Linked DNA regions of Homo sapiens: region 1 is linked to region 2. A link is an interaction called in ENCODE POLR2A ChIA-PET data of the cell type or tissue named here. Cell type or tissue: GM12878. All regions are shown on one strand. Region 1 overlaps TMEM123 (transmembrane protein 123). Region 2 has its middle 23 kb from the start of MMP7.

Region 1 (2,500 bases), 110 kb after region 2:
ACTCAACCCAAACACTTGGTGAGGCCCTTACCCTGTGATTTTAGTTTGGGACAAAGCCTTGGGCCTCTGAGTTCACTAACATGGAAAGATGCAAGAACCAGGCTGATGTCATCAATATCAGTAGTAAATCATCAAGGTACGTTTCTTGTAAACAATTTTTAAGTTATCTTCTCACTGCCCTTAATCTTCACAGTTGACTGAGTTGGAAACTAGAAAAAGGTACACCAATCCTATCACTAACTTGTTTTGTTTACTTTTAGTCAGGGAATATTTATGGACTCTAATGAGCTAGCACATCCTAGGTTCTAAGAATACAAAATGGACCAAGCCTTAACTTCTAGGAGTTTTTGTTCTTTTGTTTTTTATTTTGTGGCAAAATATACATGACATAAAATACATAAGTAACCATTTTTTTAAAGTGTAAAGGTCAGTGGCAGTAAGTACCTTCATGCTGCTTTGCAACTTGCTGGAGTTTTTATTCCTGTGGGGCATCCCAGTGTTTCACTTAGTTTATGTTCTTGGTTTACTGCTGTTCTTTGTTTCATTATCTCTGCCTTTTTGACTGGTGTCTGGTGGTACGTAGTCAGGACATACTTTAATTCTAGTTTTAGTAATTCTACAGAAAACGTTTTCATTGAGAGGAAAAAAAGTCTAGAGGGATTACTCCAAAATGTAATAGTGGTTATCATTGGGTAGTTGTGAGAGGGTCTTAGTTAAAAAATATTTTATTACACTATTAGATAGCTTTTCCTTTTGTCCTTTATTGAATCTAATTCTGCACTACTGAACTTTTAACCTTGGGTAGACAAAGGAGGTAGAAGAAACATAAAGACAGTAATATTAGCAATAGACACCATTTTTGAATGCCTACAACTTATAAGATACTCCTCATACATTTACTAATTTAACAGTGGTGAGGTAGGTGTCATTTCTGGTTTACACATGGGGAAATTGAAACTCAAGAGTGGTTAGGAAATGCCCAAGATCACATGACACTAAGTGTCACATTCAGGATTTGAAACCCAGTTGTATTCTAAAACCTATGTCTCTTTATCACACTGTCTGAAGTGTGGTGTGGCCTTACTTTTAAAACATGCTTTTCACTGTGAATGATTATTAAAAATCAACTGAATACTTTGAGGGCAGCTCCAGAGTCAGTGGGATGATTTCAAATGCCCCTTCTAGCACAGGGAAATTTTTTGAGAAAGAAGAAAAGCATTGCCTCAAATTTTTCTAGAAGGAGAACAGATAATACAACTATTAAAAATGTTTTTGCACAATGTGTTTTACGCCTCATAACTGTCGCATTCCTCTTTGTATCTTGAAAACACTTTTGAAACATGTTAAGTTTGTGTATTTTTATAGGATGGATGCTTAACTGTTTTTCTTTTTAGTTACATAGACCATTGTTGAAGCTTTGTTTCTTTGAACATACTGTTTACCAATTTATTTGGTGCTATTTATTTAGTGCAGTTTCTGTGGCGCCATATTTCCTCTCACTAGGAAAATAGCATCTTTGGCAAATTCCATTATGATGTGTATTCCAGGAATGTACTGTTGGAAAAAGCGGAGACTGCCTGCAGTACTCCTTAGAATGTTGGGTGTCTATCACTTTTATAGGACTCACCACGTTGGAATTTCAGAGAATCTTTTTTTCTCTTGTTTTGGTCTCCAAGTTCCTTGAGAGTGAAATCTATGATTTATTCATCCTAACATCTCACTCTATGCCTGGTGCATAGTAGGTATGCAGGATATGTATGTTTTTGGTTGGTTGAACTCAATTGTGGAGCAACATAGATATTTTGTAATTGCTGACTTGCCTTATCAAAACACTAATATATACATTTTGCAGATGTGTACTGGTTTATGCTCCAATCCTATACATTATTACAGCTGTTTTTCTGTTTATACAGTAATATAGGTACTTGAAGTCAATAGGAATAAAGGTTGCTTTCCAATGTACCACTGAGTTACATGTAACAGTTCTATTTTTTTATGTCCTCTAATCATTATTTGAAGACAGCTGTACTTTTGACATTCTTGTCTGCAGGGACTTGTTTGACACACTTTCAGCTTATATAGAAAATAATTTCCCCTTATTTCATTTGCAGTCAGAGTATTTAGATTCTGTGGATGGATGAATTTACACTTTATAGTGCAAGGAAGACACATGCCCAGATTATTTTTCATAATGGGTTTGAGCAAGGATGTAAGGAAATGTGGCATGGTCTAGATTGGAGTGCACATCTCATCAGTAACTAGAACAGCAGCTCAATATCATTCAGGATACAGCCGTCTCCTTGATCACATAGCATTGATACTTCCCAACAGAGGGATCTGAGAGGATTGGGTTACCATCATCCAATCTGAAGCTCTTTTCTTGGACATAACTTGCACCAACTCCTTTCCAAAGCCGTTTATCTCTTAATCATGTATGTTCCATTTATTACGATTGCCATTAGTTTGGTTATTCATCCTTGGCCTAGTCATTTGGGCCACT
Region 2 (2,500 bases):
TTAAGACAATTGCAATTCTCCTTGTAAGAAGCTTTCTTAGTCAGAGAAGAAAATTCCACAGAGTCCCTTCTTTCTTCATGAAGAAAAAGGATCAGAGAGACAGGGAGGAAGGGGAAGGTCAGAGAAAGACCTTGGTTCTGAGGCTTATTTCTAAGCTCCTTCAATTTTCTTTAATTCCAAGCACTCAACATGCCAAAGCACCATATTTTGGGGTATTGCTTTCTGTACCCCAAAAGGCCTCACAACTAAATTTTCAGTATATCTAATATTTTTTACTTAGATTTTCTGTTCTTTAAAGGTACACTGTGGTCTAGATCAATGTGAGTTACTAAATCCATATTGTTGGTAAAGTCTACTATTGCTATTTTATAATAGGATAGAAAAAGATTATAAAGTATCACCAAAGTTCTGAAATGGAAGTCTTAATGGAAAGGACTGCTTCTTTACCCAGGAAGAGGGTAAGTTTTGAAGAGTGTCTCTGTCTCTCAGAAATAAGATCCAAGGGGAAAAAGAAGTTCGGTAAGGTTTCCAGTAACTTCCAGCTATAACACAAAATGGAGGGAGTCAGGATGTTAGATAAGCCAACTGCTTTGTAAGATTTTACTTTGTTAGATTGGGAACATTAGTAGTTTTCCCAAGCTCGTTATCTATGCTATACTTATTTCTAAATAAGAATAAAACCCTTGAAATGAAACAAGCATGTATAATATACATTCTTTTTTGTTTGATTCCTTTTGCTCATCATTATGTCTGAAAGTCTTATTCATACTGCTGCATGTAGGTATAATTTGTTCATTCTCACTGTTGTTTAGAATTTAATTGTATGAATATATTACAATGATTTGTAATATGTTTGTCCATTCTGTTGCTAATGGACATTGGGTTGTTTCCCTGCTTTAACTGTTGCAAACGGTGCAACTATGAATATTCTTGTGAGTATCTATTAGTGAAACTCCATGTGGTAGAGAGCTTCTAAAACAGTTCTTAATGGTTCCTGCCTCTGGCTATTCTTGTCCTGTGTAATCCCCACCCTTGTGTGTGAAGTGGATGTAGTGATTCATAACAAACAGAATATGGCAAACATGATGGAGCGTTGCTCTCTAAGATTAGGTTATTAAAGGCCATGACCTTGGACTTGCTGGGGATCTCTCTCTCTCTTGCTCATTCTCACTCTCACTCTTCTTGCTTGCTTTCTCTGATGAAGCCGCTGCCTTGTTTTGAGCTGCCCTATGGAGAGTCTCAGTGGCGAGGAATTGAGGACAGACTTCTGTACGGACCTGAGGTCATCATTCCAACAACACATGAAGAGCTGAATCCTGACAACAACTTCATTGGTAAGCTTGGAAGTGGATTTTCCCCCAAACAGGCCTTGAGGTGACCACAGCCCTGGCTGACTGCAGCCTTGTGAAATACCCTGAGACAGAAGACCCAGCTCAGCCACACCTGAACTCCTGACCCACAGAACCTGCTATAATAAATGTTGTTTTGGCTATTACGTTTTGGAGTGATTTATTATTAGATAACTAATACGTATGCATTTGGGAAAGTAAAGGCCTAAGAGTATATGGAAGTGGAATTGTTTGGCCATAATCTATGCATACGTTCAGCTTTAATATATACCACTAAATTGTTTTCAAAAGCAGTCATTGTCATGTACACTCCCAACAGCAGTGTGTGAGAGTTTTTATTGAGTTCTACTGAATGATCTTTGTTATTAAGCTTTTAGTATATGCCAGCCACTAAGTGCCTTACATGTGCTGTTTCATTTAATCTTCACAACAGTTCAGTGAGGTGGGTATTACTGTTTTCTCCATTTTCAGATTAAGTGAACCTGCCCCTGTCATTTACTAAAAAGAGGCAAGCCAGGATTTTAACCCATGTCCAATGCTCTTAGCCATTAAGCCTCTCCTGAGACAGATTTCAATGCAATTATAGCCACAGAGAAAACACATGTGAAAAATAACCATCATAGCGCACTAAAGGAAGAGCAGCATTTCATCTTGTGCATAAGTTAACCATCAGCACTGCACAGGGCTGATGAGGAGAAGAGGCTTCCAGACGGAGTTAGCAAAGGAAGAAAGATAGGCAATTTGGAAGGAGGGAAAGGATGGCCCAGGAAGGCTGGGAGGTAAAGAATATGCAAGCAAGGTCAAGAGCTCTATGCATTTGGCTCACTCTGCCCTCTGCATTTCCAGCCTCATGCAGCGATGTCATCCTTAGCAGTGAGTTGTCTACTTTTTCCGTAGCTCTCCCCAGAATAACACAGACCCCAGGGTCTTAAATGAAGGAGTGATTTTTCCAGATATTTCACCTTTCCCAAGGGAGAACACTACTCAGTTGTCTCTCCTTGGAACTCCTTCTTTTGCTGTTTATTGTTTCTGAGTGTGATTTTTTCCTTTCTTCCTCATTCCGCTGGTGCTTGTCACCACTCTGATGGGAATTCCTCTTAAAATGCCGGCAGTCTCTTTGATAAGCCTCGCCTTGCAGACCTAAGGTAAAC

What was found. ChIA-PET counts read pairs that join two places held together with the same protein. Peaks named below come from ENCODE experiments on the same cell type or tissue, not always from the same donor. Only the 100,000 strongest peaks of a DNase experiment are listed, where the experiment ranks them.
Region 1: POLR2A ChIA-PET joins it to region 2 with 5 read pairs; 3 of 35 experiments call an interaction of 5 or more read pairs at or near these places.

What each region holds. Positions count from the first base shown.
Region 1 is chr11:102,445,872-102,448,371 of GRCh38, reverse strand. All of the region lies in intron 2 of TMEM123 (transmembrane protein 123), which reads left to right. Among named protein-coding and RNA genes, the nearest start is that of TMEM123, 5.6 kb to the left of the region's middle. In GM12878, no CTCF peak of the experiment used is centred here; no DNase peak of the experiment used is centred here; H3K4me3 peaks cover 265 bases; H3K27ac peaks cover 577 bases.
Region 2 is chr11:102,552,670-102,555,169 of GRCh38, reverse strand. No RefSeq gene overlaps it. Among named protein-coding and RNA genes, the nearest start is that of MMP7, 23 kb to the right of the region's middle. In GM12878, no CTCF peak of the experiment used is centred here; a DNase peak (open chromatin) is centred at 1,069; H3K27ac peaks cover 651 bases.